7 separate regions of the Homo sapiens genome follow, and all the other regions are linked to region 1. A link is a loop called in an ENCODE intact Hi-C map of the cell type or tissue named here. Cell type or tissue: A673. All regions are shown on one strand. Each heading gives the region's core, and the rest is flanking DNA. Links, peaks and the distances in the headings are about the cores only.

What was found. Peaks named below come from ENCODE experiments on the same cell type or tissue, not always from the same donor. Only the 100,000 strongest peaks of a DNase experiment are listed, where the experiment ranks them.
Region 2: it touches region 1 in a loop (6-fold over the local background); 14 of 110 quality-filtered maps call a loop at or near these places.
Region 3: it touches region 1 in a loop (4-fold over the local background); 15 of 110 quality-filtered maps call a loop at or near these places.
Region 4: a loop joins it to region 1, with 7 times the contacts of the local background. A loop is called at or near these places in 9 of 110 quality-filtered maps.
Region 5: a loop joins it to region 1, with 7 times the contacts of the local background. A loop is called at or near these places in 6 of 110 quality-filtered maps.
Region 6: a loop joins it to region 1, with 9 times the contacts of the local background. A loop is called at or near these places in 31 of 110 quality-filtered maps.
Region 7: a loop joins it to region 1, with 4 times the contacts of the local background. A loop is called at or near these places in 2 of 110 quality-filtered maps.

The regions. Positions count from the first base shown.
Region 1 is chr18:42,050,993-42,054,992 of GRCh38, forward strand. All of the region lies in intron 21 of PIK3C3 (phosphatidylinositol 3-kinase catalytic subunit type 3), which reads left to right. Among named protein-coding and RNA genes, the nearest start is that of PIK3C3, 98 kb to the left of the region's middle. In A673, for the core only: CTCF peaks have their summits at 1,352 (motif pointing right) and 2,378 (motif pointing right); a DNase peak (open chromatin) is centred at 2,389; H3K27ac peaks cover 1,550 bases.
Region 2 is chr18:42,112,379-42,117,040 of GRCh38, forward strand. No RefSeq gene overlaps it. Among named protein-coding and RNA genes, the nearest start is that of LINC00907, 72 kb to the right of the region's middle. RefSeq lists an enhancer at 1,447-1,586. In A673, for the core only: a CTCF peak has its summit at 2,133 (motif pointing right); DNase peaks (open chromatin) are centred at 1,753 and 2,143; H3K27ac peaks cover 2,380 bases.
Region 3 is chr18:43,585,371-43,590,032 of GRCh38, forward strand. No RefSeq gene overlaps it. Among named protein-coding and RNA genes, the nearest start is that of SYT4, 310 kb to the left of the region's middle. RefSeq lists an enhancer at 3,177-3,816. In A673, for the core only: a CTCF peak has its summit at 2,395 (motif pointing left); a DNase peak (open chromatin) is centred at 2,391; H3K27ac peaks cover 1,345 bases.
Region 4 is chr18:42,274,422-42,279,083 of GRCh38, forward strand. The region is part of intron 3 of LINC00907 (long intergenic non-protein coding RNA 907); the gene reads left to right. Among named protein-coding and RNA genes, the nearest start is that of LINC00907, 90 kb to the left of the region's middle. In A673, for the core only: no CTCF peak of the experiment used is centred there; DNase peaks (open chromatin) are centred at 490, 910, 1,720 and 1,860; H3K27ac peaks cover 3,762 bases.
Region 5 is chr18:42,296,331-42,300,992 of GRCh38, forward strand. The region is part of intron 3 of LINC00907 (long intergenic non-protein coding RNA 907); the gene reads left to right. Among named protein-coding and RNA genes, the nearest start is that of LINC00907, 110 kb to the left of the region's middle. In A673, for the core only: a CTCF peak has its summit at 2,611 (motif pointing right); a DNase peak (open chromatin) is centred at 2,631.
Region 6 is chr18:43,561,898-43,566,559 of GRCh38, forward strand. No RefSeq gene overlaps it. Among named protein-coding and RNA genes, the nearest start is that of SYT4, 290 kb to the left of the region's middle. In A673, for the core only: a CTCF peak has its summit at 2,119; a DNase peak (open chromatin) is centred at 2,084.
Region 7 is chr18:42,593,945-42,598,606 of GRCh38, forward strand. The region is part of intron 7 of LINC00907 (long intergenic non-protein coding RNA 907); the gene reads left to right. Among named protein-coding and RNA genes, the nearest start is that of LINC00907, 410 kb to the left of the region's middle. In A673, for the core only: a CTCF peak has its summit at 2,435 (motif pointing right); a DNase peak (open chromatin) is centred at 2,497.

The DNA.
Region 1 (4,000 bases), core at 1-4,000:
GCTCTCTACTTATTACTGTATTGTTTATAGCACTTATCACTAGCTGAAGTTACCTTTTTTGTTTAATTCAACAACTATTTATTGAACAGCTAGTAGATGCTGGGAATACCAAAGTTAACAGAAGAGACAGAAATCCTTGCTCTCCTAGAGCTTGTTGAGTTCTTATCATCATCTTCTCCCCTTCAGGATGCAAGTTCCATGAGAGCAGGAACCTTTGTCCATTGGGGTTACCCCCATGCCTCTGGACCTTGAACACCACCTAGCTAAAGTGTTCAATAAATCAGTGTTGAATTAATGATGAATAAATACTTCTGCTCTTCCATGAACCTGTCTGGGCTAAATAATTCAAGTTTCTTCCGCTTTCTGCAGAAAGCAGATGTTTACGTTACTCTTTAAATTGGTCTCTCAAAACATTTTCTGTTTTGTTTGTATTTCTCCAAATTGTGATAATAATAATTTAACATAATACATCAAGAATAATCTATTAATATAATGGTCCTATTAATTTATAATTTGGAATGTCATATATTCAGTTTTTAATTATTACATATGAAAAATCATCTGTTAGAACTTGCATGGGTGATGTCATGTCTGTGTCAAAGCCAGTCAATCTCCTTAATAACCAAGACCAAAAGAATATAATCAGAGTGTCATGCAGATTCTTGGCTGATTTGCTCATTTAGCAGAGGATATTTATAAAACATTATGGTGTATTTGGAGAGAATTGTAATTTGGAAGTTTTCATGTGTTATTTTCATTAGCTCTTTTTTATTGGTTGAATCTTTTAACCACAAGAATCAAGCAACCAAAATGATTCCATTTTTTTCCAGATTGTAATCATTTACAACTACAATGGAATTCTTTAATATAAAAATAATGCTAAATGACGAGTTAATGGGTGCAGCACACCAACATGGCACATGTATACATATGTAACAAACCTGCACGTTGTGCACATGTACCCTAAAACTTAAAGTATAATAATAATAATAAAATAAAAAATAAAATAAATAAAAAAGAATTTGCCAGTGGAAAAAAAGGTAGTATTACATCTGTAATTTTATATTCACAAGTTCTACTTGATTCTTTTTTTGGAAATTGATAAACAATCAGACAGTGTAAAAAACCTTTTTCTGTTATACTTTGAAAAGTGCCCTTGTGTGTATTTGTGTGTGTGCGTATGTGTGTTTTGATGGGGGTATTTAAGAGTGAAACTGGAAGGAAGAATCTGCGTAATACACTTTTTTGGCCCAGGTCTCAGTTACTTGTTTAATGGAAATTGAATTAAATTTCAGAAACAGAAGCTTTAAGCTTTTGTTAACAGTTTTCCACTAGAGGGTGCTCCAGATTTGCTTTTTCAAAACCAAGATTTTACCCTAAAACGTGCATAAGTAAGATGCACATTTTTTTCCTATTAAAACAGCAGTTCATTTTTTCTTAACTGCTCTGTAATTATTTCATCCAGTTACATTATGCAGTTAGCATTTTATATCTTTCTTACTGGATACATGTTTTCAAGTTTTTAGTTTTGGTTTGGATGAAATTAGATTCTATAAGGAGAGACTGAGTATGTCAAGACAAATAGAAGTATAATGCATTCTTCAAGTTCTAACAATTTATAATAATTTTAAAAAGTTTGTGTCTCTAGTCATTTTTACTGAGAGTTTGTATTTCAAAGTGGTTTTAAGTTACATTTCATATATGTTATAAATAGACTTTGTATAGTTCAAAGTGAATTTTGAATGTGGTTCAGTGCAGGAAATATATTCCAATGTTTTTAGTTTAAAAAATGCCTCGACTGTCATGAAGACTTGTCCATTGTATATTTTGAGTTTATTATGCCTTCAAATTGAAAACTTTGGGTTCTCTTACATAACTGTCCAATCTTTCAATGGCTGATGGAGCATTTTTTAATAATCAAGTAACATTTTTCTTATTCTGCAAAATACAATACCTTTGTTTTCTGTACTCCTTTGCCAGCCCAAGCAGGTTTAGAGTCTAAGATTCTGCTTTAGATTAAAGTGGTTTTGAATTTCAATCAGACTTCCACTGTTTCATCTGTGTCCAGTTCTTTGATATGGGGGATGGAGCAGAAGAAGGAGCCACGCAGATTTCATTTCACTGATATTTTTTGGGGACTTAAACCAGACAAACTATTCTACCCTGTAAATATAGATGAAATAGAAAATGATCCAGCTAAGAACTCTGGGCATGTGAAAGAAAATGATTCGCTGCATATAGAGAATGTCAAAATCTATACAAGAGTAATGTTCTCAAATGCAAAATATTAGTCTCAATTATGGATTTCCCAGACCTTTTTTTGGCCCATGCTTTGTTTTTGAATACTTCTAGCTTGGTTGAAGTTTACTCAGCTTGCACAGCAGAGGGCGCTGTGTATCCACCATAAATGTAAAAGTGTAGCGATTGTATTGTCAGTGTATTGTCATGTGATTAATTATAACGCTGTTTTCTTGAAACAAGTTTGGGGTGAATGATATTTTACTTATTAGTGCATTACTATTGAATTCTTTTTTCATTATTACTATAGAATTCTTTGGACAAGAAATTACAAAGCTAGGCTGTGGTGTGGAGTTGAAAAATAATAGATTTTTTCCCAAGAATCATTGTCCTTAGGAGAAGCTTTAAAAAGCTTACTTAGGGCGATCAGTTGTGACAGGATTCAAATGAAACATGGTTTGAGTTTATCCCAGCTCTTTGGAGAAAGGTTAATTTTTTTGTTTTTATTTTTGGGAGTTTGAGGAAAGAGGGGAAGGCAGTATAACTGAAAAATATGTTCACTGCTTATGGTATACTTTTTAATGCAATCAGTATTTGAAATTCATTTGTAAATAACTGAAAAATGTTCACAAAAGTAAAGAGGGAACTGGTATCTGTACTAAATGGAAAGTTCATTGTGAGTCCTAAGGATGGCCCTCCTGATCTTGAGTTGCCATTTGTGAGAGAGGTAGTAGCTTTTCTGTCTGCCTTGCCACTTTAGAGTAATACACTTTGAAACTTTTCTCAGAAAGCTCAACATAAAGAAAAATGGTTATTCTTATTTTTATCTTAATTGGACATTTTCTTTCAATATAGCTCCTGTAATACAGGGTTCTCTAGAGGGACAGAACTAATGGTATATATATATATATATATATATATATATATATATATATATATATATATATATATATATATATATAAAGGGGAATTTATTAAGTATTAACTCATACATTCACAAGGTCCCATTATAGGCTGTCTGCAGGCTGAGGAGCAAGGAGAGCCAGTCTGAGTTCCAAAACTGAAGAACTTGGAGTCGGATGTTCGAGGGTAGGAAACATTCAGCACGAGAGAAAGATGTAGGCTGGGAGGCTGGGCAAGTCTCTCTTTTCACATTTTTCTGTCTGCTTTTATCCTAGCTGCCCTGGCAGCTGATTAGTTTGTGCCCATCTAGATTAAAGGTCTGCCTTTCCCAACCCACTGACTCAAATATTAATCTCCTTTGGCAGCACCCTCACAGACACACCCAGGATCAATACTTTGTATCCTTCAATCCAGTCAAGTTGACAGTCAGTATTAACATCACAGCTTCTATCCTGATTTTCTGTATTATTCTTTAATTTTATGTGAAAATGATTATTTTTTAGACCAAGAAACAGTCTTTCAGAGTGGCTAATTTGTTTGGCTCTAAAGGCAAATTTTTGCATTTATTTTGCCCCTCCCCCATTGGGTGACTTTGGGTAAGTTACATAATATGCCAGTAACTCAGTCTCTTCTTCTGAATCTGTAAATAATAATAGAACCTCTCTCCTAGTGGTGCTGTGAGGTTTGAATGAGATAAGTAGACTTTTGCTTGGTATTGAGCACATAATAAACATTCCTTAAGGGCTATTAGGTTTTCTTTGCTTGTTTGTTTTACCACCATGAGATGAATAATGCCTTTTTTTTTTTAAACTTATGTAGTTCTTATTTGGACTCATACTATTAGAGAGAAGAAAATAGT
Region 2 (4,662 bases), core at 393-4,392, 62 kb after region 1:
TCTGTGATCTTTTGTCGCCCTTGAAGCATGTGATCTCTGTGACCCACACCCTATTCGTACACTCCCTCCCCTTTGAAAATTGCTAATAAAAACTTGCTGATTTTACAGCTCAGGGGGCATTATGGAACCTGCCAACATGTGATGTCTCCCCAGGACACCCAGCTTTAAAATTTCTCTCTTTTGTACTCTTTCCCTTTATTTCTCAAACCGGCTGACACTTAGGGAAAGAGAAAAGAACCTACATTGAAATATTGGGGGCTGAATTTTCCCCGATAACAAATAAACCTGCCTTTGGCTCTGGAGGGAGTGATCTTCTAAGGCTGTTAGCTATACAAACATATTTAGGAAGACAGTCAAGAACAAAGGGAGTTGGGCCTCTGTTTCTAAGATATGCAGAAACAAGAAAGAGCCATAGAGAATTGTCTCACTGCAAATGACATACACATTCTTTGTTGATGAAATAATATCCGCTAAAAGCCTACTGTATATTAAGTGCTGTTTGTTTTACAACGGCTCAGTGACAAAAGTCAATACATTGCTGTATTAGTCCATTGTCATACTGCTATGAAGAAATACCCAAGACTGGGCAATTTATAAAGAAAAAGATATTTAATGGGCTCACAGTTCCACGTGGCTGGGGAGGCCTCACAATCATGGCAGAAGGCGAAGGAGAAGCAAAGGCATGCCTTATATGGTGGCAGGCAAGAGCACGTGTGCAGGGGAGCTGCCCTTTATAAAACCATTGGATTTCATAAGACTTATTCACTATCACGAGAACAGCATGGGAGAAACCCGCTGCCATTATTCAGTTACCTCCCACCGGGTTCCTCTGACGACATGTGGGGTTATGGGAGCTACAGTTCAAGATGAGATTTAGGTGGGGACACAGCCAAACCACATAGAATCAAGAGTTCTTTGGTAACATCCTCCAGAATTTCTCTCCTTTGAGAATACAGATGAACGTTTCTAGATTGAGCTCACTTTCTTTTACTGGTAAACTTGCCAGACTTAATGTTTTTAAGGTTTCTCCCTCCCCAACTTTTAAAAATATTTGCCATTGAGCACTTACTATGTGCTAGGCACACTGAAGCTTTTCATGACTTAGTGCCTGCCTATCTCTGTTTTACAGATAAAGAAACTTCTGCCCAAGTGTTAAGGCAGCTTAACCAGGGTTACATGGGTGTAGACTGTTGCCAATCTCAACTACGAAAAAAAGCAAAGTGTGTCTTTGATGCAATTTTGCCTTCTTGAAATATATTTACCTTCTTCAAATACTTGGAGGGGGAGGAATGAGTACAAATGGAATGGGGAAGTGAGAAGCAGAAACAGAAAAACTGAGAAAAAAAATTCTCTTCACATTTTTTAGTCACCATTTAAGCTGCTATATATACACAGTGTGCTTGGGGAAAGCTGTAAAATAATTAATAGTGCATGGGAGGAACATTTGTATTTCAATTGTCTACATTTAAGGAACGCTTTGCATATCTGTTCAAGGCTTCCAATCATGGCCTTTAACATGAATGAGGGAGGAGGAGACAAAGGAGGCCCAGAGGCTAGAGAAAGCCTCAGACAGGGCACATCAATCGCCATAGAATCCCAGACCTGACCTTGTTGCCAAGCCTCGAAGTCCAAGTCTGGTTATCTGTGTTTTTTCACTGAGAATGAAGTTCTGTTTGTGGCCTCTTCTGTGGTTTACCCATGATTGCATCAGAACGGTGCCCATAATTTTCCTTTATAATTGGCTTATGTGGGCCACATGCAATAAAGGTTATTGGACTCTAACCAGTCACTTCATAAACTTTCAGATGCACTAATTAGGTTTATATGTGCCACAATCCTAGAAGGAGAGAAAACCAATAACTTTCAGCCAAAACTTATCTGAATTCTCAGGGCCTAGAGAATTCTGCTTTGTTAGAGTAAAAATTAGCTTTCATCTTTCAAGTGCAGCTATGAACTAATAATAAAGACCCTGAGGGTTTTCAGTACTTCATATTTTTCACCCCTGTAGCTAAGAAAGTAGACAGAATAGGCACTATTATCTCCAATTTCATGCACGAGGCCGCTGATGGCAGTTTAAATGTCTTCCCAGAAGCCATTCAGCTAATTGTTGGTAAAACTGAAACCAGAAACAAAATCCTTCCACTAGATGGCGGTGCTCACTAAGCTAGAGGCTTGGGTGGTCCGGCCAACTGTCTAGGGCTTGTTTCTCAGCACAGAAGCCTGAAACGTTTTTTGTTTTTTTGTTTTTCCCCTGAAATAACTAAAAGAAGAAAGCTACATTATATGTTCTAAGATTTTCCATAACTTCTCTCCATTCCACTATAATTTAATGTGGTTAGTATCATAATGCGTATCTGAACAGGGTGTTTCTGGAATAAGCTGCTCTTTTTATAGAGGATGGTGTTTTGGAGGCAGTATTTATAAAGTAAATTTCTGAAGATTGGGTTGTATTTTATACTTTAATTTACATGATTAAAATGGATATGGGCATCAAGAAAAGAAATCCTACGTCTCATACAAAATATGGACTTACAGAAACAAAGATAAGGACTTAAAATAATACTGTTGAAAGAAAATCATACCATTTGGATACGGTCTAGATAACAAGAATCACTCAGAATAAATCCCAAGGAAAAATACTGTCTTGAAACTTCATTCCCCCTGATTTGCAGTTGTACGAGGAACAATGTAATAATATGTAAAATTCTAGTTTCTCTGTGTTCAGTTAATATGCTCATTCTATTCTAAATATTCTTTAAAAGCAACCCTGTTAAGTTTATAATATAAAAAATATCAGCCATGTGTTGGGTTTAATATATGTTACTGTGCTGCTACCTGTTTGTTGACAGTTTGCATATTAAGTATTTCTGTCCTGGTACTGTTGAGACTTGCTTTTCAAAATAACCTTGTGTTTTCTATTTAATAGACTTATTTTTTAGAGTAGTTTTAGGTTTACAAAAAAATTACACAGAAAGAGAGCTTTTTATCCTTCTCCCCCAAGTTTCCTCATTGTTAACATCTTACATTTGTGTTGTACATTTGTATTACTCAGTTCTCATGTTGCTAATAAAGACATACCCTAGACTGGGTAATTTATAAAGAAAAAGAGGTTTAATGGACTCACAGTTCCACATGGCTGCGGAGACCTCCTAATCATGGCAGAAGGCAAAAGAGAAGCAAAGACACATCTTACATGGTGGCGGCAAGAGAATGCATGCAGGGGAACTGACCTTTATAAAACCATCAGGTCTTGTGAGACTTATTCACTATCACAAGAACAGCACAGGAAAACCTGCCCCCAGGATTCAGTGACGTCCTGCTGGGTCTCCCCCACAACATGTGGGGATTATGGGAGCTGCAATTTGAGATGAGATTCAGTTGGGGCACAACCAAACTATATCAATATTTGTTAAAATTGATGAAGCAATATTGATGCACATTATTGTTAACTAAAGTTGATAGTTTAAGGTTTACTCTTTGTGTTATACAGTTCTATATTTTTGAAAATGTATAGTGTCATATATTCACCATTATAGCATCATACAGAATAGTTTCACTGTCCTAAATGTTCCCTGTGCTCCATCAATAGAACGCATTCCACCTTCTTGCAGCCCCCAGACCTTGGGAATCACTGGCCTTTTTACTGGCTCTATAGTTTTGCCTTTTCCTGAATGTTGTATTATTGGGATCACAGAGTAGTTATCCTCTTCAGACCGGCTTCTTTCACTCAGCAATATGTGTAAGATTCCTCCATGCCTTTCATGTCTGCTGGCTCTTATTTAAAAATTGCTGAATAATACTCCATTGCATGAATGTACCATAGTTTATCAATTCATTTGGTGAATTGCTATGAAGTTTGCTTCTAATTTTTCGCACCTATGAAGAAAGCTACTATAACTATTATATGGACACAAGTTTTCAACTCACTTTGATAAATATTTAGGAGCATGATTGCTGGATAGTGTAAGTAATAGGAAAGAGATATGCTGGGTAGGTAAGAGAATGTTTAGTTTTATAAGAAACTGCCAAACTGTCAAAGTGACTATGATTTTGCATTCCTAACAGCAATGAATGAGAGTTCCTGTTGTTCCATATCCTCACTAGCATTTGGTATTGACAGTGTTCTGGATTTTAGCCATTCTAATAGGTATGCAGAGGTATCTCGTTGTTGTTTTAATTTGTAATTCCCTAATGACATAAGATGTTGAATATGTTTGCAAATGCTCATTTGCCATCTGTATGTCTTCTTTGGTGAGGCGTCTGTACACATCTTCTGCCCATTTTTAAATTGGGTTATTTGTTTTCTTATTGTTGAGTTTTAAGAGTTCTTCGTATATTTGGAGTACATGTCCTTTAATAGATATATCTTTACAAATATTTTCTCCCAGTCTATGGCTTGTCTTTTAATTCTCTTTAAAGGACTTGTTTCTTAAGACCTATTTTAAAGCTAATGGGAACATTTGACTCATTTGACATAGAAAAAGATCTTTTCCTGTAACCTCTTCATTTGTAAGAAACCTCTGGATTTCAAGTCAGGCTCTGCTTCAAGATAAAGGAAGACAGTTTCCTCTCTCAGCGTCAATTTTCTTATGTGTAAATACAATAACTTGAGTTGGGTTATTTCTAAGATTGCTTGTAGCTTGAATATTGCATGATTCTATT
Region 3 (4,662 bases), core at 417-4,416, 1.5 Mb after region 1:
TCCTTCCTTTTCCAATGGGTAGATACATAGACAAGCATATATATATGTCCTGCAATAGCTGTTAAGAGGAGAAACTTTTTTACAGGAAGTGTTCAATGTTAAAAGAGCATGAATCTAATCCTGAATGGCCATGTTTCCTGCCATGTGAACAGAGACTACAATTAGCATAAAGTCAGGCAGAACTTATGTGGAGAGAGAGAGAAAGAGAGAGAGACGGGGAAAGAAACCCAGGTGACATAATTTTATCCCTGAATCCAGGAGCAAATGGACCAAGCAGAAATATTTAGAAGTGGGAGATAAAGAGGCAGAGCTCTTATAATCTCATTTGAACAACTAGACTCAACTGAACTGAAGCCAATTTCATCCTTGAATTTTTTGGTTGTATCTACTAATATATAAATATATTTTCATTTTTTTTTTCTTGAGCTGGTTTGAGTTGATTGTCTTTTCTACTGCCTTAAAGCCATTTTTTTTCAGGCTACTGCAACAAATTACTTTAGATTAGTTGACTTAAACAACAAACATTTACTTTTCATAATTCTAGGGGCTGGAAAGTAGAAGATTAAGGTGCTGGCAGGTCCACTGTCTGGTGAAGACCTTTTTTCTGGTTGAAAGGTTACTTAATGTTTTCTTGTATCCTCACATGGTGAAGAGGAAAGAGAGGGAGAGCAAGCTCTCTTGTCTCTTGTAAGGAGGGCACTAATCTCATCATGAAGACTTCACCCTCATGACCTAATTGTCTCTCAAAGGCCCAACCTCCTAATATCATCCTATTGGGGATTAGGATTTCAACATATTAAACTTCTGGGGGATATAAGCATGTAATGCATAACAACCTCCAGTCAAAATTTTTCTACTTATTTGACTTTGCTTTATTCTAAAAATCTATTTTAACTTCGAGTTCAGGTTTCACACTAATGGATCATTCTATTGTTACTGACCAATCCTTTTAACAAATTCCACTAGAGTCCAAGATGCGCCCATTTCTACTGAATTTCATGACATAGAACTATGCTCTTCTGATTTAGAGATTATATCTGATTCTAGCTTTATTACTCATGGCTATAGAGAGAAATTAGCTGGAGAGCTATTTGAAGTCATTCTTCTAACCAAAGCTCTGATTTTTCAATTTCTGACCAAACTTGTATGAATCAGGGAGCTCCATCACCACTTTGATTTCTTATAAAGTGTTACATTTGACTGAGTCATGGAGATGTCATTGTCAGACCTGGAGGTTGGTTAGTGGTGGGAGGCCATATTCTTTTTGCCTAACAATGTTTTAGAGGCATGGTGTGAAAATGTTTATATCATTTAAAGTCATTTTTTCTAAAGAGGCCATTTGAGCCTCAATACAAGAAGCCTCTGCGGTGGCTCACGCCTGTAATCCCAGCACTTTGGGAGGCCGAGGCGGGTGGATCATGAGGTCAGGAGATCGAGACCATCCTGGCTAACAAGGTGAAACCCCGTCTCTACTAAAAATACAAAAAAAAATTAGCCGGGCGCGGTGGCGGGCGCCTGTAGTCCCAGCTACTGGGGAGGCTGAGGCAGGAGAATGGCGTGAACCCGGGAAGCGGAGCTTGCAGTGAGCCGAGACTGCGCCACTGCAGTCCGCAGTCCGGCCTGGGCGACAGAGCGAGACTCCGTCTCAAAAAAAAAAAAAAAAAAGAAGCCTCTGAATGTATCCTTCTTTCTTGCCTCAACTTGGGCTATAAATAAGTCAAGTGATCCATCTACTCATTTGATGGAGCTAATATTTTGCCAGTTTAAGTATGTACCTAATTATATGCAAAACTTTTAAAGATTTGTAAAACAAAAGAAATACTGTGATAGCAAGAATAAGATTAATTAATCTCTATAAGTCACCCCAAAACTTACTGAGTCTCTCTCCCTTTCTTTTTCTCTGGAAGATTATTATCTCTTTAGTCTTCCTCTGTGGAATTCTCAATGCTGTTGTTTTTTTCTTTCCCCCATTTCCCTTTCTCATTATTTCTCTTTGCTTACATTTATTTCTCTTTGCTTACATTTCTCCATTCTTTCTTCAACTTCCTTTTTTCTATATTCCTTTTCTCTTTTTCTGTTTGTGTCATCTTCCTTCTGTCTCTCTTCCACTAACATTTTATTTTTATATTTTTTATTCTCTATGCTCTAATGTCTTTTCTGCTCTTGCATATTAATGACTCATATTTGACAGGTTTTTATATATAAATATATCACAGAGATTAGCCCATTTTCTCTGATAGTTGAGCTAGTAGAATTTTCTATGTAATTCTTAAAATAAGGCTTTATTGTTTGAGTGAACCTGGAAAAGCTCTGCTACAGCATGTTTTTTCCAAGATGTAGGCCTGTCTACATTTCAGGAAATCAAATCCGTATGCCACCTGGTGGCTATCAAGAAAAGTACAGCCAGAAACAAAACTACCTTCAACAAAATCAGTGGCATATCCCAATACACTGAGGTAATGCATGGTTTATTCTATTCATACAGTGCATGTGATGACATGATGTCATTCATCTGAACCTCACCACTGAGCAGTACTACCATCAGCTAGACAGGGATTTGTTATACCTTTCATACTTCCTAATTCCCCATTTCTTAGGGGAAAAAATCACTTTCCTCATTTCCTGTCTTCTCTAGTCATTCATATAAAATCAGAAAATTCCAGAACTGTTAAGGGAAATGAAAAGTATCTAATGCAAACTTATGATATCCAGCCAAGAAGTTAGTGGTGGATCTATGAGTAGAACACAGGCTTCTTTCTTCCCTGTAAAATGCTTTCTGACATTATTTTCACCTTCCTCTCAGGGAGCTTAGTTAAATTAAGACAAGATGTAGTTAGGAGAAATAAATAAGAAGCATAAACAAAGGAAAGGGAATACCATGAAATCTATGAATAAATTTGGGTTACTTCTTATGGTTTTTGTTATTTGAAATGAAGATTTTATTTATATAGTTGATCAAAACAAAGTAGTGTAGAAGTTGTTTGCCGTACTCTAGTGGAAATTTTCTAAGAGGAATGGCATCAACTGAGAAGGAACAAGGCAGAGGAAAACCTGGGGCTGAAGAAAGAGACTGGATTGTGGGGAGTGGTAGGGGTTCATTAGCCAGGATCCAAGTATGTCAAAAATTGGTATATTACCAAATATCCAGAGAGTTGCGATTTTCTGGGAAAAGTAGTTCATCAGAAGTAGAGATGGTGAGCAGTATTCATAATCAGGTGAGGCAGCTACATCAGGCTTCTAGTTGGGTCTTAAATGGCAGAGTTGCATTTATTTCTAGGTAGAGGAATTACTGGAAAGAATTAGAATAGCTCTGTGTAAGGGTCTTAATTTTACTGATGCCATAGGAGACCTGCATTCTTGAATTTAATTGTGCTATGGGTGAAAAATTCAGGGCAACGGTTTACCGTTTCAGTGTGGGACAACACAGAAGTGTTATGGAATACTTGGTGTGTCGCTTCACCAGCTGGAAACCTCTGTGACCAGTGGCAGCTTTGCCTGAATTTTACTCTGACCTTCTGGGCTCCTTCTGCCCACTCAGCCTGGCAGGCTGCATTTGGCTCATGCTATTGGCCTGGATCCTATGCCTGCCAAGGAAAAGCCAGGCACAGAGTGACCAGGGGAATGTGAGCAAGCATGGGGTCTAGCCACTGCGCACAGCCAGGCACGCCAGTGCTGACAGGGTGGGCAGCACCAGCTGCTGGAACAGGACCCAGCTCCCTATGAGGCTGTGGCTGGACCAGGCTCACCGAGAGCAGCTTCCATGGCTGGCACCAGGGAACACAGGGGTGCCTGGAAGCTTGGAGGCTCCAGGAACTGCAGGGCTCCAAAAAGGGAGTCACAGCCCTGGCTTAGGGAGTTAAAGGGCTGTAGTGCTTCTCTCCTTAGCCTGTAACGTGGTGAGCAAGGGGCGTGTGTCAGCCCTATTGGTGTTACTGCTCTTTTAGCCCCGCCATTTGGCTGGTCCCAAGTCTTGTCTTGCATCCAGGAAGAACGATGTAGGCAGACAAGTGGAGGATGAGCAAAACAAAGAGGAACTTTATTGAGGGATAGAACAGCTCAGAGGAGAGCCACAGTGGGTAGCTCCTCTTTGTAATCAGGGTGTCCTGATGAGTGTCCAGCTCTTAGCAGAGAGGGTAGCTCCTCTCTGCAGGCGGGTCTTCACATCATCTCTTCTGGTCTGGCTGAGTCCAGGGCTTTTCATGGGTCTAGAGGAGAGGAAGTGCATGCTGATTGGTCCATGGGCGGCCACGGCGGGCCCAGAGAAAGCACCACAAGTTCCCACTCCGGTATGTGGGACCAGCAGCCCAGCCCCCAGGCTTCAGGCCCTCCCCGGCTTGAAGGTGGAGCTTCACCTGGGACCTGCCCTCTTTCACCCAGGAGCCTGTCTGCTTCCTGCCTCCATTCGTGGCACCCAGGCTGTTCACGACAAGGGGCACCTGCAGGCCAGCACTGAGCTGCCCTCAGCTCCCCCATCAGCTTCCCTCCCATGCTCATCTGTGCCCAAAGCCTGGAGGGGGCCGAAGCAGCAGGAGGCTGGCATGTTAGCTCTGCCCGAGCATGTGCACACCTGGCCTGGCTGCCACAGCTTCTGGCCTTGGCCCCAGATTTGCTCCAAGATCAGAGTGGGTGCCAGGAATGGGGAGAGGCCAGGCAGCGGAAGCA
Region 4 (4,662 bases), core at 280-4,279, 220 kb after region 1:
CAAAAAACTCAGCAGCAGGAAAAATCTCAGGAGTATAGAACAACAATCTATTGAAATGCCTTCTCCCAAAACAAGTAGCCAACAAAAATAGTGGCTATCATTTATTTAATAGTTGGAAAGTAATTTTCTTTATAACAAAGTGTTGGACTTTCATTTGTAAAGGGATAGGGAGTACATATGTTTATCCAGGCTAGGTCTCACAGATGAACCAACTAGGGTGACCCCTGGTGGGTAAGTTGAAGACCTCTGAAGAGGTTGCTTGTCTGCCAAGTCAGAAATCAAGCAACCTCCATAAGTTAGAATAATAAGACCCAGACTTCTCTCCTTCTGATGTGTCTGATGGGGGCCCACAGTAGGATGAACTTGCTTTTGTCACTAAGTGGCTCCCTGGAATACTCTGGTAAGTAACTTTTTCACTGAGGCAGTCAGGAACAGCAAGATTTTAATGAGCAACTTGGCCAAGGCTTCTCAAACTGTAATGTACATATGAATCACCTGAGGGGCTTGTTAAAATGTAGGCTCTGATGAGGTCAGCCTAAGCCTGAGAGTCTGTAGTTCTAACAAGTTCCCGGGTAATACCAATGCTACTGGTCCACAAGAGATACTTTGCTAGGCCACAAGCAAAATAAGTGAGTAAGCAATAAAGGGCTGCTTGTTCTGTGACAGACATCTTAGAAATAATTGGCTCACTTTATCACATTTCAGTAGATTGGTTTATTAGATTACTCAGCTGTAATCTAAGGGCGATATGTAATTATAATCTAAGTATGTAACGTGTAATCTCAGGAAAATGTGTAATGTAAGGACAATGGTGGAGAGTGGGTAATTTGAAATTCCTTTCTGTGTCTTCCTGATTCACAGGAGATTTTCTGTAAGATGGGCACCCTGTGCAGGCCAGGCTGGGCACAGCAGGAGGCATGATCAATGAATGCATTCAGGTTTCTACACCCCTCTTTAGGGAAGAGGCAGAAAGACAAATGCAGCTTATTTTCTCCAGCTCAGTATCTCTTTGTGTAACATGCAGGAGGGAGAATGTGAAGGATAGAAAATATTAAGTGGGGCAGAATATGCTAAAGTAGGTCAAGGGAGAAAATGAAATAGAGTATTTTTTCTATTCTCAGAAAATGCTGTTAAAATTAGAACTGCCACAGATCACAAGATCAGTGTTGTAAACATTTTTTTTCCAGGCAAAAAAACTCTCAGCTACCAAAACTTCGATTATTAGGTAAGGATTTGAACAAAGATGTGTGTCATGTACTGTGCAAGATGTGTGTGGTGTTGGTTTGGGAGCAGAGGGTGCCTATGTCTTTGGCCAGGCCATGTCCTTGGTAAAATGTACATGTAGTCAAACTGTGTCCAGCAGCTGCACTTTCTCTAACTCCTCTCTTTCTTCACACTCTTTCACACATGTCTGTTTCTCTTTGTTTAAATTAATTCACACTAAGATGTTAATGACATTACATATTACCTTTCATAAGAGTGTTTATATTTATCTTACTTTCTAAAATTAGAAAGCAATTTACGTTTGCTGTGGTATTGTTAGTATTCTGAGGTAATACTTATTCCAAAGTACTAGATTAGATTAGATTTTATGGCATGTTGATTCTGCTGGTCTGAAAATCCTTTCTTCCTAGCACTATAAAATCATTACTTGTGCCCTTCCACATGAAGGGCTTTCTTGCCTACACACACACACACACACGTGCGCGCACACACACACACACACAAAGCCCCACCTTGTTTCTTAATGGATCATAAAAAAAGATTCTATAAAATTCTGGGCTGGCCCTTCCTTCCTTCCTTCCTTCCTTCCTTCCTTCCTTCCTTCCGTCCTTCCTTCCTCTCTCTCTTTCTCTCTTTTCCTTCCTTCCTCTCTCTCTCTTTCTCTCTCTCTCTCTCCTTTTCTTTCTCTGACAGCATCTTGCTCTGTCATCCAGAATGAAGTGCAGTGGCATCGTGATCATAGCTTACTGCAGCCTCCAACTTCTGGCCTCATATGATCTTCCCACCTCAGCCTCCCAACGTGCTAGGATTATAAGCATCAGCCACCACACCCAGCTCTGGAATCCATATTTTAAAAGGCAGTTTTATTATATCAGGTCTGACTCTGCCCATTTGCTTTCCTCTTATTGTCCTGTGGGTTCCTCCCACGCCTTTCAGGAAGCCTGACAGCCGGACAGGTGGGACATGTCTCATTAGACTCAGAGTTTGCATTTCAATGAGGAGAGGATATAGTAAAGTTCAGTATACAATACACCAACAACAATAATTCCTGCAAATGAGATGGTCAGGGAGCAGTATATCCACCATCAGGTTCTCTGTCTAATCTGTTTTTATGTTTAGTCTTTGTCTCATTTCCTTATAAATGAATACAGGTGATATCACCATGATTTTTTCATACTGAATCTGGAGACTGAAATCTCGAGTGGGTCTGACTGAACTTTAAATCTTCCTGATGAAGCTTGGGGAGGGATAGCAGGACTGGAAGATCAACTGGGGCTGAGGAACCCTGTTAGGCTTAGAAATTGAGAATATGTTGTTTGTGGGACCAGGTTCCAGGTTCCTAGATGAGTAAGCAAAAATTAAATCATCAGCAGTAACAACACAAGAGATTTACTGTGGAATCAGGTACGTTCTGATGGGCCCTCTATTGCTCAGAAGATAGATACACCCCAGTAATTGGATAGCTCAGCTGGAAACATCTTAAGAGAAAAGTGCTCCTTGTCTCATGCAGTTCTGAGTAGCAGAAGGATGGTCCCAGTAGGAAAATGCATCTCTTGACTACACTTTGCACAGGTGTGAACATTACCCACTGGTGAGTAATGTCAGGTGAAAATGGCTCTGTTGTCACTGAGCGTCCCAGATGGAAGTCTTGAGCCCCTTTCACACTCTGGCTTTTGAAAAATATTTTTCTCTGAAAGACATTTTATTTTTTAATAAATGAAGAGCTATGAGTCATCCTGCTTTAGAACTGGAAGAGAAAATTTACTTCTGCTATAATTAAACAATAATTATTATTCTTTCCTCTGAGGGAGAACTCTGGGAGATAAACAACTCCCAGATAAATAAGGCTTAGAGAACATGGGCCAAGGCTTCTGTTGATTCACAATATATTTATCTCTCTCTTCCTCCCAAATAAAAAATAATGATAGTAATTATTTTTAAAAATGTTTCCCTTTTTTAATCATTTAAAATTGCTGTTTTCCAGTCTACTCAAGCAGTAATTGCTTTTGTGGCCCTGGTGTAACTTGTGGAGAGGATAGGGATAGAATGAGCAGTTGAGAAAATCTACTCCCTAGGCAGCAACTCCAAGGCACCAATTAGTATGAGCTGACCTTTAACTTGGTGAATAGTAGGAGGCAAGAGGACTTGACCAGGGTATGAAAACCTGGGTTTTGCCACTTCTTACCTGTGCATAGATTTGGTGGCAAGTCATTTAATTTCTTGGAGGATTGTTACTCTTTTAACAAATGGTTATAATTCTTAATTTATCTACCTCACTCTGTTTATCTTAAATGACTATATATATATATACATAAAAATTACTGTAAAGTATACAAATTAGGGTGGTCATGGAACTTTGAGATTAAAAGCATTCTACAGGCCAGGCGCCGTGGCTCATGCCTGTAATCCCAGCACTTTGGGAGGCTGAGGCGGGCGGATCACAAGGTCAGGAGATGGAGATCAACCTGGCTAACATGGTGAAACCCTGTCTCTAATAAAAATACAAAAAATTAGCCGGGCGTAGTGGCGGGCGCTTGTAGTCCCGGCTACTCCGGAGGCTGAGGCAGGAGAATGGCGTGAACTCGGGAGGCGGAGCTTGTGGTGAGCTGAGATAGTAGCGCCACTGCACTCCAGCCTGGGGGACAGAGTGAGACTCCATCTCAAAAAAAAAAAAAAGCATTTTACAAAGAGAATGCTGGCCCTAAGTATTTTCGCATTTTCCAGTTTCCTTAAGTTGGAAGCAAAGCAAACCAGCCCTGGAATTCCTTCCTGAAGAAATTTGGAAGTGACATTTGTGGGGATACATAGATAAGGAGTCATCTAAAATTAAAAAGGATTCTTGAAGTTTTCATGGCACATACAGTGCTGTCAGCTCTTTCTCAAGGGTGGGGACTGAAAGGAGCTACATCACATTTGGGTAAAAAATGGAGTAAACTGCCAAGGCCTTCATTAGAGCATAAGGTAGTATATTGTAGTTATTAAGCAGGTGCCTGGAGGGGTCAGTCAATCCACGGCTTACTCATTACCTGGGGATAATATTAAAATATCTACCTAATATCCTATGAATAAAATGAGATCGTCCAAGTAAAGTACATAGGAAATTGCCAGGCACATAAAATATACTTAATAAATGGTTTATAGGGATGGCTCTATTAATTTTACAGAGAGTACATTTCTGACTTCATAGTATAATTTGAGGAGCATTGAAAAACCTGTTGATCCAAGTATTTCCCTTTTCAATATTTCTCAGTGCTTTCCCCTACTCTTTTCATATTCGAAATCTTCTCATTCCATGAGAACTAGCTATGATTTAACTTCCTAAGGTCAGGTACTGTGCTTCTTTTGCTTACCACTGTGCACCCAAGCCCTTCAAGGTGCACTTGACAAATATTCCTGCTGAGTAGATGTATGTTAGTAACTTCATGGAAGCTGTAATCC
Region 5 (4,662 bases), core at 277-4,276, 250 kb after region 1:
TAACATTAAAGCAATTTGACTTCATGTGCCCTTCCTGCGCAGCTGTGGTTCTGATTTAAATATCATTTCTTGAGAGCCACATAGGAGGTTATTGACTCATGTTTCTAGCTATTGCCAAAACAACCACAGTCATTTGGAAAAAAAAAAAAAGCAACAAAAGTTTTGCAGAGATACTTGCTATTAGGTTAATTTGCAAAGCATATCCTGGATGCTTTCCCCTTACCTTAGAACTTTTTGTAAAAGATTCAGGAAGTTTCTGGCATTTTCTCCCTTTTTAACTTTTTCTTCTTTTATCCTGGAAAAGAGTAGAGAGAAGACTGGTGTATAATGAATGTTGAATGATGAGTAAGAATGATTTTCCTTCAAAGTCAGGGTTGGCAGCTGGTCACTCACTGAGTGATAATAGCAATAAAAACAAAAGCTAACACTGATGGACTGCTTACCATGTGCCACACATATTGTTCAAAATGCCTTCATTATTTGATTCAACTTATTTTATCCTTATTATAATGCTACAAGAGGTTGAGCAATTTTCCCAGCTCTTAAGGGCCAGATCCAGGATTCCAACTCCAGCATCTTCCTTTCAGAACCTAGGACAGTAACCACTCAACCACACAGCATTTTGTTATAGAATGTAGCTGATTTCCCTGAACTTTCTTCTTGGTGATCATTGTTACAGTTGCTCCTGTCCTCAATGTTGAAGAATACATATGTAATCTGGATCTCTAAAATTTTATGTGATATTAATTGCTTTACTCTGATGTACAGAGATATTCAGATAAAGGATGTCCTGGGATTATGAGATTGACTAAGATATGGCGATAGAAAAGAGTCCAGGACTTCTCAAGATTGGTGATCCCAGTGTCAAAAACTTTCCAATGGCTAGAAGCACCTCTCTATTTTGTGACAAAGGAACAGTTTATTGTGAGAAATGTTGTCTAAGAGACCAGAGACTCCCCTGTGCCACTTGTGTGCTATGAGACCCTGGGCAAATTACTTTTCTTCCAGAGATCTCAGTTTGGTCCACTTTACAATCATCTTTGTGTTTTCTTCTTGCTTCAATCATTTAGGAATTTAAACATTGTTTTTCCACATGACTCTTCTTGGAGAGTAGAATAGCTAACCCTACATATAGATAAGAGCCAGGGCAGGCTTGGACTTTCACCTCCATGTCCCAAGTGAGCCCTCCTCTTTTGTCTTTATGGTGGGTCAGTGCTGAATGGCAAAGCAGACAGAGCTGCCTCCAAGACAGCTCATCACTGGCAGGAAATCATTCTAGTTCCTGGCATTACACCTACACATTCTCTTTCATTGCCCATTTCTCCACTCCCAGTCATAACAGATGGGGGGCAGGGGGGCGGGTCCTTGTCCTATAGGCCTATTCAACTAGGAAGGTCTGGGGAGTGGAGACAGAGATGTGGAAAGAACTGTAAGAATGGTCCTCAGAGCTGCTTCACAGCTAGTGAGGCTGGATGAAGAGGTGGTCCGTGGTATTAAAGAAAATACGATCATCATCAGCTCAACAACCATCACTTACCCCCAGGTCTCATCACCAAATACAAAAATAGCACCTGTTTCTGTACCTTGCACTCTTTGTTGACACTTCTTCCTCGATTTATTTTCCTGTTAATTTTTCTGTACATGTTAAATACATTTAAATAAGTTCCACTAGCATAAGCATTAAAGCAAGATAAACTTCACTATTCAATTTGCTTTGGGCTATCAGAGATGTCAGTCAAGATTGTGCAAGTAGATGAAGAATGTGGAGATGGGCTTGGGTGGGTGTCACCTGAGGACTGGAAGAGGAAAGGGCAGGAGGAGAAATCAACACCCAGATCATCAATCAAACCCCCCATCTTTTAGGTCACAAGAGTCTCTCTTTCCCATTTTCTAAGAAGGATTTAGTGTGGAAGAGGCCATAAAAGTGTGTTTCTTTGGCATTCTTAAGTCTAAATAACCCGGTTGGGCTGAAAACCTCTGTCCAACACAGTTTCACTGTTAAGATGTGTGAGTGTCAAACCCACCACGGTGGCATGTGCCTGCAGTTTAGCTGCTTGATGCTGAGGTGGGAGGATGGCTTGAGGCTGGAGTTTGAGACAACACTATGCAACAAAGGAAGACTACATCTCAAAAAAAAAAAAAAAGTACGAGAGTCAAAACTACAGAGCCTCAGGTTTCCAGTTAATATGGAATGTGAGAATGAGACTTCCGCCCAATTCCCCAATTCCTCCCTCCTCAGTCTCTGTCGTTTGATTCTTTGGGTATGACAACTTAGCACGTAGAATAAGCTCACTTAATGTTAGTTAAATGGACTTATAAAATTCACAACATTGAGAATTTCGAGAAAATAGGGGCAACAAAAAGAGTAGGAAGGTAACCATGCAAAAAGCCTCCCCACCCTAACCAGCTCATGCACATACATAAAACACAAGAAAGTTAAACAAAATTTCATGATGTAGTTTGTAGTTTGTCTTGGTGAAAGAAATTAAATGATTTGCAATGAATTTCAACCCTTTGGCAGAATTAATGGACCTATTGCTGTGCAGACACTGCTGCTTGAAGGCAATGGAATTGGAAATTTCCATGCACCAGGGCTCCCTGGCCAGCAGATGGCGATGTTTCTTAGTTTTACAGGAAGATGCCAGGCCAGAGGCCGTTAGTTATGCAGGGCGTGTTTATCAGATGGCTGTTAAATCGGTTCAAAATCTGTAAAGGATGGCAGATCAGCTCTTATTTATTTATTTTTACTTAGAGTTGATGAATTCAGTAAAATTTCATGATGGGAGAATGAACGCTGTGCCTTTGTGTTGGGGATGGGAGCAGAGGACGACCAGTATCCAAAATGGTTGGGTAGCTGCGTTTTATCTCTCTCAGTTGCTTTTTAAAATGAGATTCTTCTCGCGCTGCCTTCTAGCAGCCTGGATTTAGTCAATGTGGGACCAAAGGGCACATTGGCAGCAGTTTTGTTCATTTTCTTTTACGTTTCTTTGTAAGTGGGCTTGTCTTCCCGGGTCAACCACTTGGCTCGCAGATCCTGGGGCAGAGGCAAAATCTGGGTGAGGCTGGGTCGGGAGCCAGGGCAGGGCTGCTCAGAGTTGAGGAATGGGAGGGAGGAGAGCTGCTTCTAGGCTCTTTCTCAGCCACGTGGGAGAATTGGAGATGGATCCACTTTCTCCTCCCTGAGCCCAGCAGCTATTGCACTGAGAGCCAGCATCCCTCTGGAAAGAGGCCGAACCATTTTAAGCAGAGGGAAAGAAATTTGTGGAGTAAATTGGTCTTAAAATACTGCCTGCTCTGTGTGCTGACCCATTAAGGGATATGGCACCACTTGGGATCCAGGATATTCAGTTTCTTGATTTGGAAGTGTCACTAGCCTACTGTGTGATGTTGGACTTGTTTTTTCATCTGTAATGTGAACACTTTGATAGAAATCTTACACCCATAGTTAAATTTGTATTCTTCTGAACTAGCAACTCTGGTGATACAGGAGAATTTTTAGATGACCAATTAAGACAGAATATTTAGGGGTGGGACCTTGGCGTGCACCTTTTTTAAACAAGCTGTCCAGTTGATGTAAATGTTCAGGTGGGCTTGAGAACTGTTGCTCTAACCAGGGGATCTCAAAGGGAAGTCTCAGGACAGCAGCATCAGCCTCACCTGAAACCTTTATTATTATGATTATTTTTGATGCAGAGCCTCGATCTGTCACCCAGGATGGAATGCAGTGGCGTGATCTTGGCTCACTGTAACCTCGGCCTCCCAGGTTCAAGCGACTCTCCTTCCTCAGCCTCCCAAGTAGCTGGGATTTCAGGCGCCCGCCACCACACCCGGCTAATTTTTGTATTTTCAGTAGAGACAGGGTTTCACCATGTTGGCCAGGCTGGTCTGGAACGCCTGACCTCAAGTGATCCGCCCCTCTCGGCCTCCCAAAGCGCTGGGATTACAGGTGTAAGCCACCACGTCTGGCCCAAAAGCTTTTCAGAAAAGCAAATTATTAGTTGCCCTAATCAGAATCAGAAATTCTGAGGGTGAGACCCCAAAATCTGTTTTAACAAGCACTCAAGGTGATTTGGATGCAAGCTAAAGCTTGAAACCTACTGTCGTGTTTGGAAGGATGAAACTTCCCCGTACCTTTTGCATAAATGGGGCTGGGGATTACTTCTGGGAATGGGATGTAAACCCGGTGTTATATGTCATTTCCTGGGCTAAACGTTTAGTTGTTCGTGTATGACCTTTCATTTTCTCATCTAGGTAAGTTGTGTGATTTTAAATAGAGAGAAATGCAGCATGCTGGAGCTTCTGCTAGTTTGGACCCCAGAGTTGCTACATTAACATCTTGTAAATGAAACAAAACAAAACAAAAATTTTTATGTTAAATGACTGAAATTTTGTGGCTGTTTGTTCTTGTATTATAGCTTATCCTATCCTGATGAATACAAGTATTAATGCTGTAGTTCTGATGATTTGGTTTGATTAGTGCTGATAAGAAGAGGAGGGACTTCCCCATCCCTCCTCAGTCACCAAACATCCATTTCACAGTTCTTCTAAGAATATATATTTAGGTTTAACATACTGGGATAATTTGAGAAAAGCTTCTATATCTGGTTGTGGGTTGCACGTGCCAAAAATGGGAATGGAATTGAAAAAATATTCAGTCTCATG
Region 6 (4,662 bases), core at 294-4,293, 1.5 Mb after region 1:
GCTGACATGGAATATATTATGAATCTAGTCTATCGAATTGTATCCATAGTCTACCATTAGTGTCTTTTAAAGTTCTTGGACCAAATTAACTTGGACCATAAAAGTAAAGGAAAATTTTCCAAACCTAACATACTAGGGGAACAAATTGTCCTACTAAACAGGTATTTGGGATGCACCTAAATTATTTTAAATTTAAGTTTATATAAAATTAGATGCAACACATAATTATTTACCTTCTTGCATTGTAGGCAGTAGGCATAATGTAACATTATCCCTGAATCATTATTTATCTTCACTTGTAATATAGCAATGCTTTCAGAAGCTCCTGAAATATATAAGCTATACCTCCCTAAGGGAAAGAGCCATATACAAATTTTTTAAATTCTGTTTGACTGTGTATTTAACATTTTCTCTCTTCTTCCCTATTGGCAGGTATATTTTTGTAGTATCATTAGTAAATTTTGAACTATTCAATGAGGCATGCTTATTGATGCATGCTTTAGGATGTCTACTTTTTGTTCACTCATAAATGATTCAGACTTTTCTTCTTTCCCAGGCTTATTTGCATTCTGTGTGTTCAAAATTACTGGATAACTGAGCTCCAATTAGCTTAAAAAGTCTAGAAGTTAAATAATGGAAGGTTGGATCATGATTTCATGGCAGATCAGGTGAATTTTGTCATTATTACCAATAAGACAAACTTTCACTTCTTTGTCATTCTGTGCCTGACAAGTTGATCACTTCTTTTTTTGCTATATTCTTAATTATCCGTTGCCTTTCTCTTTCACAAAAATGTTAAATAGCTTTTTATGCCAGCCAACTCTTGATTAAAAGTCATTAAGATATGTTTAATGAATAACACAATGTCTGAGCTTAATTAAGTTTTAAAAAACACCTGTTTCCAAACTTACATAGGACAAAGTATTTTGTCAGTAGGAGAGAATGCCTCTGTGTACTTGGAAACAGATGGCTTGGTGGCATAACTTAATTCTGAATTTAATGTTAAGTTTTGATTAATTAAAGGCGTTTTGTTTGGATAATAAATTATTCCTCTCAAATTATAGGTTAAGGTTTGAAACAGCTTGCTGATCATTTGTCTTTTCAAAGTACAGAGTTGTTAAGATCCAAATTAACTGCCATATGCTGGATTTCTTTGTTTTGAAAGTGTTAAAAATGTATTTCAGTAGATAAATGGCCTGGTCAAGGACTCTGGGGGGAGTTAGTCAATGTTATTTGAGGATGTTCGTGCTCTGTCATCTATCTCAGAAGAAAGAATGATCCTGTTACAATAGGGTGACAACCAGGGACATACTAATAAAGCGGTGTAGGTTCTATAAGGAATCTTTTCTCTGGTTATCTGTAGGGTGAACAATAGTCACTAGAACAATGGTAAATCAAGCACCAAGTTCTTGAAAGGGTGGTAAATAATCAATTCCATCTGCTCCTTAGGATGAACTGGGTTACTACTGTCACAATTTAGCATCATTTTCTGCTCTGCATATTCACACCTGGATCAGATTGTTTCCCATTTCCACTGATAGCTTGACACCATTGAAGCAATAGTGTGGCACTTGCTACGAATAGCACCAGACTCAGAGAATGGCAGAAGGATTAGGAGTTAGTATATTCTCCTAAGTCAGTCTGTATATATAGGCTTCCCATTCATTTCTAGGAAATGGAGAGAGAAAAATTACAGCACGCCAAAGAGAACTTATTCAAGAAGACCTGTCCATGAAACACAATTCAAGATGGGTAACACAGAACAAAGAGCCTCAAATAGCATTAACGACATTTGTTGAGCTGCAAAAGGAAGTAAAAGGTCAAGAAAGGTGTGAGTTTAAAGTATTATGTTCCTTTTTTTCCAGTCATTTTAGCCCATGGAAACTTTTCACACTTTACTTTTGTGAAGAATAGCATTTGTGATTCACATGACCTCATGCGCTGATCTTGTTTGGTCACAATGAAAGTGTCCCTGACCTATAGCCGGTTTCTTTAGGAACAAAGTTTTCAGAAACACTAATCTTCTTCTCTGGTCAAATCTTCCACGAGCCAACAGACTGCCAGGAAATGTCTGCTGCCAGCCACCAAATACTGAAAACAGGGCTTCTAGTGCCATCACATGGCCCAAATAGGAATTAAACAATTGTTAGTGTCTATTCAGCACTCACTCTTTGTCATTATTTTAAGCACATATAACCCCCACAACAACCATATGAACTCTGCATCATTATTATGCCATAATACAGATTTGGAAGCAAATGCACAGACAGGTTAAGTATCTTTATTATACTGATTTGATGGAAATATCAGATGTGTGGAAGTTGGGGGATGATACGGTAGAGATAGGCATATTGACAACAGGAAAAGTCACAGCTGACAGTCTGATATAATGGAAGGGCATGTAAAAACCAAGAATAATCCTCTATTTCCATTGTCCCTGTTCTTCCCAGGTTCCTTTTCCTTTCTTCACACTGAAGAGTGTTTGAGAGGTGCCTGAGGGCTTGGAGATCAGTAATAAGAGGTGAACAGAGGAGATATTCCAAGACACAGTGACAATGTGCTTACCAGTGGCCAAGGATGTGGGTAGGTTAGGAGATGCCACATGGAAGCATTCTGGCTGTGTGCTCACTAGCACCCAAGGATACAGCATTTGAGGGTAGAGGAAGCTACACAAAGCACTTTGGCAGTTTAGGTTACAAGATGCTAAAGGGGATGGGTGCAGAGGTAGCAGATGAAAAGGGAGCACAGTTGTAAGACTGATAATATTGAACAAATAAGTGTATAAAAAATACACTATGGATAGTGAAAGCCAAGTTTCTAACTGGAGAAAGTAATTCAAAATACTGAAAGGGTAGAAAGAAATATGTCCATTGATTTGTCAGAATATAATTAGAGTTATGGTTATTAACCTATATGAGACATATACATATATATGCATGTATATATGTGTGTGTGTGTATATATATATACACACACTTATGTACGTGAAAATTTCTGAATATACATACTTATATGTATGCATACATATATGTTCATATATTACATTCCTTGATCTTCCAGAAAACCTAGAAATAATGAAAGTGAAGGCATCTCACTAGAAATGAACATACCCAGCACCCAGATGTTGATATCTAAATATCACCAGGGGTCTTTAAATAAATATTTTTGAAATGCTACATTCAAGGGCTCTAAGAAAAAAATAAGATGGGCCTACAACATATTGTGGTAAATCCTAAAAGAACATTGGCAACATGTCAAGAGGCCACAAGAGCCAGCTTGAAGGGACTCCTTCTGGACAAACATGGTACAATTAGAACATCAAAGTAAATAATGATAGTGATGGATTGCACCACACTGAGTAAAATAGAAATCCATGAGTTCACACTGATATAAATGAATGTATGAATAAATGTATAGTTGATGGTGAGAGTGGAAAGCTCTTCCTTGTGGTAGAATGCCCATAATAAATGTAGGGGGAAAAAGAAATTGAACATCAGAGTTTAGCACTCATCATGTTGCTAGTTGTTTCATGTAATAGTCAATAATTGAGGCTAAAGCTAATAAGCAAAGGTTTAATGAAGAACAGGGCATTGGCATACTCTGGAAAAATATTTATTGATTACCAAAAATATTGTGAATTTACAGTGAGGCAGACATTATGGGACCAGGCATTTATGGTTAACATCATTAGTGGTGGGATGGACAGATATTGTCTGTCCCTGATATGATGCTATAAAGAAGACCTCAAAATTATTTTTTAAAATCATTTAAAGTGTTATGCGTCTGATTATGAGGTGACACTGGACAGATGCAATTAGGGATCATCCTACAAAATATAAGATGTATAGATTTTAAATCTATCCAGGATATTAAATACAGAGAAAGACTAATAAACATGTAGTTTGGAGAAGACTGAATTGACACAGCAATTAAGTTAATGGGTATTCCTAGATGACATTCTGGACCAGAAAGAAAGTGTCATATCAGCATTGATTTTCTGATTTGGAAGTGTTTATAGTAGTTAGATAGGAGACATTATTTGGTTGAAATAAGCACTGAAGCATTTAGGGGTGTTGGAGATATCCTATCTGCAGCTTGCTTTTAAACAGTTGAAAACAAAAGATTGATGATGACATACATATGTGTTTGTGTGTGGAGAGAGATATAAGGAGGCTATAGAGCAAATGAAGTAGAAAAGAATTTTAACAGTGGGGTTATCTGAGTGGATAGAAAAGGTGTCCTTGCACTGCCCAATGCTCCCCTCTTATCTGCAGCTTTCCCTTCATGGTTTCAGTTACCTGAGGTCAACCATGGTTTGAAAATATTAAATGGAAAATCCCAGAAATAAACAACTTGTAAGTTTTAAATTGTATGCCATTCTGAGTATCCTGATGAAATCTCAACCATCCCACTGTGTCCATTTATTATCCCTTTGTCCGGCATGTTTATGCATCTGCATCACCCACCTGTTAGTCACTTAATAGCTATCTGGGTTATCAGATTAATTGCTGGTGTATCACAGGCCTTGGGTCCAAGTAACCCTTATTTTACTTAATAATCCCAGCACTCCAATTGTTAGACTAATTTTATTATCCAGTGTGTGCATTGATGGTCTTATTGTGGCATGGAGGCCAAGTTCTCTATCCCTTGCAGAACCCCGAA
Region 7 (4,662 bases), core at 351-4,350, 540 kb after region 1:
ATTTTCTAGTTTGTGTGCACAGAGCTGTTTATAATTTTCTCTCAGGGTATTTTATATTTCTCTGGGATCAGCTATAATGCCACCTGTGTCATTTTTTATTCCACTTATATGTATCTTCCCTTTTGTTCTTTGTGAATCTAATTAGTGGTCAGTTAATCTTGTTCATTTTTTCAAAAAACCAACATTTAGGCTGTTGATTTTTTTGTATGGAATATTGGGTCTCAATCTTGCCTATTTATGCTCTAATTTTATTTATTTTCTTCTGCTAGCTTTGGGCTTAGTTTGTTCTTGTTTTTCTAGTTTCTCTAGGTGTGATGTTAGATCATTAATTAGAGATCTTTCTAACTTTTGTGGTAGGTGTTGAATGCTATGAGCCTTCCTCTTAACACTGCTTTTGCTGCATCCCAGAGATTTTGGTATGTTCTGTCTCTGTCTTCATTCATTTCAGTTTTTTTTTCCTTTTGCCTTAATTTCACTGTTTACCTAAAAGTCCTTCAGGAGCAAGTCATTTAATTTCCATGTAATTGTGTGGTTTTGAGGGATCTTCTTGGTATTTATTTCTGTTTTTATTCCACTGTGGTCTGAAAGTGTGATTGCTATGGTTCTGATATTTTGGAATTTATTGAGGCTTGCCCTATGACCAAGCATGTGGTCAATCTTGGAGTATGTTCTGTGTGCAGATGAGAAAAATGTATATTCTGTGGTTGATGGATGGAGAATTCTGTAGATGTCCATTAAGTCCTATTGGTCAAGTGTCAAATTTAAGTTTAAAATATTTTTATTAGTTTTCTGCCGTGATGATCTGTCTAATGCTGACAGTGGAATGAAGCCCTCCACTATTATTGTGTGGCTAAGTATTTTCATAACTCTGGAAGGTCCAGTTTTGTGAATCTGGGTACTCTTATTTTGGGTGCATATATCTTTATGGTATTTAAGTCTTACTGTTGAATTGATTCCTTTATCAGCATGTAATGCCCTTCTTTGTCTCTTTTTACTGTTGTTGGTTTAAAGTCTATTTAATCTGAAATAAAAATAGTGATGCCTTCTTTTTTTGTTTGTTTGTTTTGTTTTCTGTTTATGTTGTAAATCCTTCTCCATCCCTTTATCTTGAACCTATAGGTGTCATGTGTGAGATGGGTCTCTTGAAGACTATAGACAGATGGGTCTTGTTTTTTTCATTCAACTTGCCACTCTGTACCTTTTAAGGGGGGCACTTAGACTATTTACATTCAAAGTTGATATATGAGGCTTTGATTCAATTGTGAAGTTGTTGGCTGGTTGCTTTGTAGTTTCTGTTATATGGTTCCCTTATAGGGTCTTTGGGCCATGCACTTAAGTGTGCTTTTGTGGTAACAGGTATTGTTCTTTAGTTTATATATTTAAAACTCTCTTAAGGATCTCTTTAATGCTAGTCTAGTGGTAATGAATTTTCCCTTAGTGCTTGATTGTCTGGAAAATATTTTATTTCTCATTCACTTATGAAGCTTAGTTTGGCAGGATATGAAATTATTGATTAGAATTCCTTTTCTTTAAGAATGTTGAAAATAATCCCTCAATTTCTCCTGGCTATTAAGATTTCTGCTGTGAAGTCCACTGTCAACCTAATGAGGCTTTGTACATGATCTGACCTTTTTCTCTAGCTGCCTTTAAGATTTTCTCTTTAGTGTTGACCTTGAAGAGTCTGGTGACAATATGCCTTGGTTCTCTTTGTTTTGAGTAGTATCTCACAGGTGTTCTCTGAATTTCTTGTATCTATACGTCCACCTCTCTAGCATGTTCAGGGAAATTTTCTTGAATTATTCTCTCAAATATGTTTTCCAGGTTGTTTACTTTTTCTCCCTCTTTCTCAGGAATGCCAATAATTGATAGGTTTGGTTACTTTACATAATCCCATATTTCTTGACTTATAAACAAAGTATTTCAATTGTATTTTGAAATTCCTTAAGTGAGTTTTTCAACTCTGGAAGCTCTGATTGATTTCTTTATAAGATTTTATCTCTTCCTGCATTTTCTGCGTTGCTTTAGCATTTTCCTTGTGTTGATTTTCAACCTTGTTTTTGAGCTTGTTGAGCTTCCTTGAAATCCGTGCTTTGAATTCTTTATCTGTCATTCCTGAGTTTCCATTTTGGTTAGGAACTGTTGCTGGAGAGCTAGTGCAATCCTTTGGTGATGGTATCTCATTCATATTTTTCATGGTGCCGGAATTCTCGTGCCGAATCTTTGTCATCTGGATACACTTGCACTTTTAATTTTTGTAATCATTTTTCTCCAGGTAGAATTTTTTTCTTTCTTTCCCATTATTTTCTTTTCCCTTTGCCCCCCTTTTTAGGGGGTGTAATTGTAGAGCATACTGGGTAGGATCTTTTGGGTTAGCTTCCATAAACCCATGCATTTCTTTTGGCAGGTTTTATATAGGGTTATGCAGTTCAACCTACAAGCCAGTAGATGGCACTTATGGGTAAGAGCCGGCTGGCTGCGCCAAAGTGGCTGGGTACATATTTGATCCATGTTTATTGGGAGAAGCTCTTTGTTGCCTGAGGCAATGAGCTGTGTGTCCCCCCTGCCCCCCCGGAGTCTCGCTCTGTCGCGCAAGCTGGAGTGCAGCAGCACCATCTCTCGGCTCCCTGCAACCTCCGCCTCCCTGGTTCAAGCGATTCTCCTGCCTCAGCCTCCCGAGTAGCTGGGATTAGAGGCATGCGCCACCACGCCTAGCTAATTTTTGTATTTTCAGTAGAGACGGGGTTTCACCATATTGGGCAGGCTGGTCTCAAACTCCTGACCTCGTGATCTGCCCGCCTCGGCCTCCCAAAGTGCTGGGATTACAGGCGTGAGCCATCGCGCCCGGCCAATGAGCTGATCTTAGAGTGCACGGTGATTTGAGCTCCCTGCTCAGCCCCGGGAGGAGATGGAGACCAAGATGGATGGAGCCAGACCTGGCAGTTCTGCCTACAGGTCCACCAATGGCAGGAAAAAGCACCAGCGCCAAGAGAAAATCCAGTGGGTAGGCACCAAGCACCCTGAGTGTGCCTAGGTGTGGAGCCAGGAAACCCTCTCAACCACAAGTTTTCTGCACAGGGATGGGAGATGGCCTAAACTCCTAATCCAGGTGAGAAGGTGCTCCAGATGCCTGGAGATCTGCCTGCGCATGCAGAAGAGAGGCCCCCACTGCACTGTGATCTACGTCCATGAAGGGTGGGGCAGCTCAGGCTGTTGGTCCAGGCAAGCAGGTGCTCTAAACACCTGCACTTCCACCCGGAGGTGGAGCAGAGAGGGTCCTGCTGCACTACAACCTCAGGGGAGCAGGCTGGGGCAAACAGCAATGGCACACTCAGATGGATTATAGGTTGCCAAGGTGGCCCTGGTTGCAAGTCTCACTGTCCAAGAGAAACTGTAGCTGCAGCAGATCTCCTCCTGGGTAGCGCGCAATTACAGCAACTACTGTTGAAGTGCTTTCCACAGTTCTGGCTGTGGAGGCCCTTATCTTCGCTCCAGAGCAGGTGTTCCAATCTTTTGCATGATACTAAAATGCCTGAATGGCCCTGCTGAAAGGTTGCCAAAGGATGGCTGACTTTGTATATGCCCAGATTAAAAATGATGTCCTGCTTTTGGTACTGGGTCTGCAAAAATGTCAGCAGCTTTTCCAGTGTCTTTCCATCAGAGCATTTCTAAGCCTCTCCTCAAGTTAGTTCCAGAGCTTGGGAGAAACAAAGTTCTCTCCCTTGGCCTGGGTTGCTCAGGTTCCCAGTGGAAAGGCGAATCACAGAGGGAGGCTCTCTGCTTCTCTCACGTACAGGAGCTTCACTGTTTTATCAGCAAGACGGCATCACAGGGGCTGTTTGCCAGCATTCTCCTCCCTGGGATCATGAGGTGTCCTTCTTGATTGCAGTACATTCCCATTTTCCTTCTTGAAGTAAAGCTCACAGAGTATAGCCACTTGTTATTTCCAAATGGCTGAGGCATGCTAAAAGTCTCTAATCTGCCAATTTGGAAAAAAAAGAAAAAGAAAAAGAAAAACCTAATTGCTTTTCTTTATCTATTAGCATTATTATGAATTTTTTTTATTTAGCCTGTTGTGATGGATTTATCTGGGATAAATGCCACTTGTTTTGGTTTCATTCTATACATTGTTGAATTTTATTTGCTAATATTTTGTTGAGCATTTTCTGTATCTATTGTTTATTAGAGATGCTGGTCTATAGTTCTCTGTTATTGTAATGTCTTTGTCTGGTTTTGATATTTGGGTGATACTGGCCTCATGGAATGAGTTAAAAAAGTATTTTGTCTCCTTCTATCTTCTGAAAGAGATGGCAGAGAATTAGTATAATTTCTTCCTTAAGTGTTTGGTAGAATTTACAAGGGAACCCATCTGGGCCTCGTGTTTTCTTTAGTAGATATAGACATATTCAGATAGTTTTTGACTCCTGTGTAAGTTTTAGCAGATTGTGACTTTTAAGGAATTGATCCATTTCATCTAGATTTTTAAATTTGTGAACATAGATTTGCTCACAGTGTTTCTCAATACTACGGTCTGAATATTTGTGTCTCCTCCAAATTCATATGTTAAGATCAAAATGTGCTAGGCAGTGGTATTAGGAGGTGAAGGCTTTGTGAAGTGATTAGGTTATGATGAGAGAACTCCCATTAATGGGATTATTGCTATCA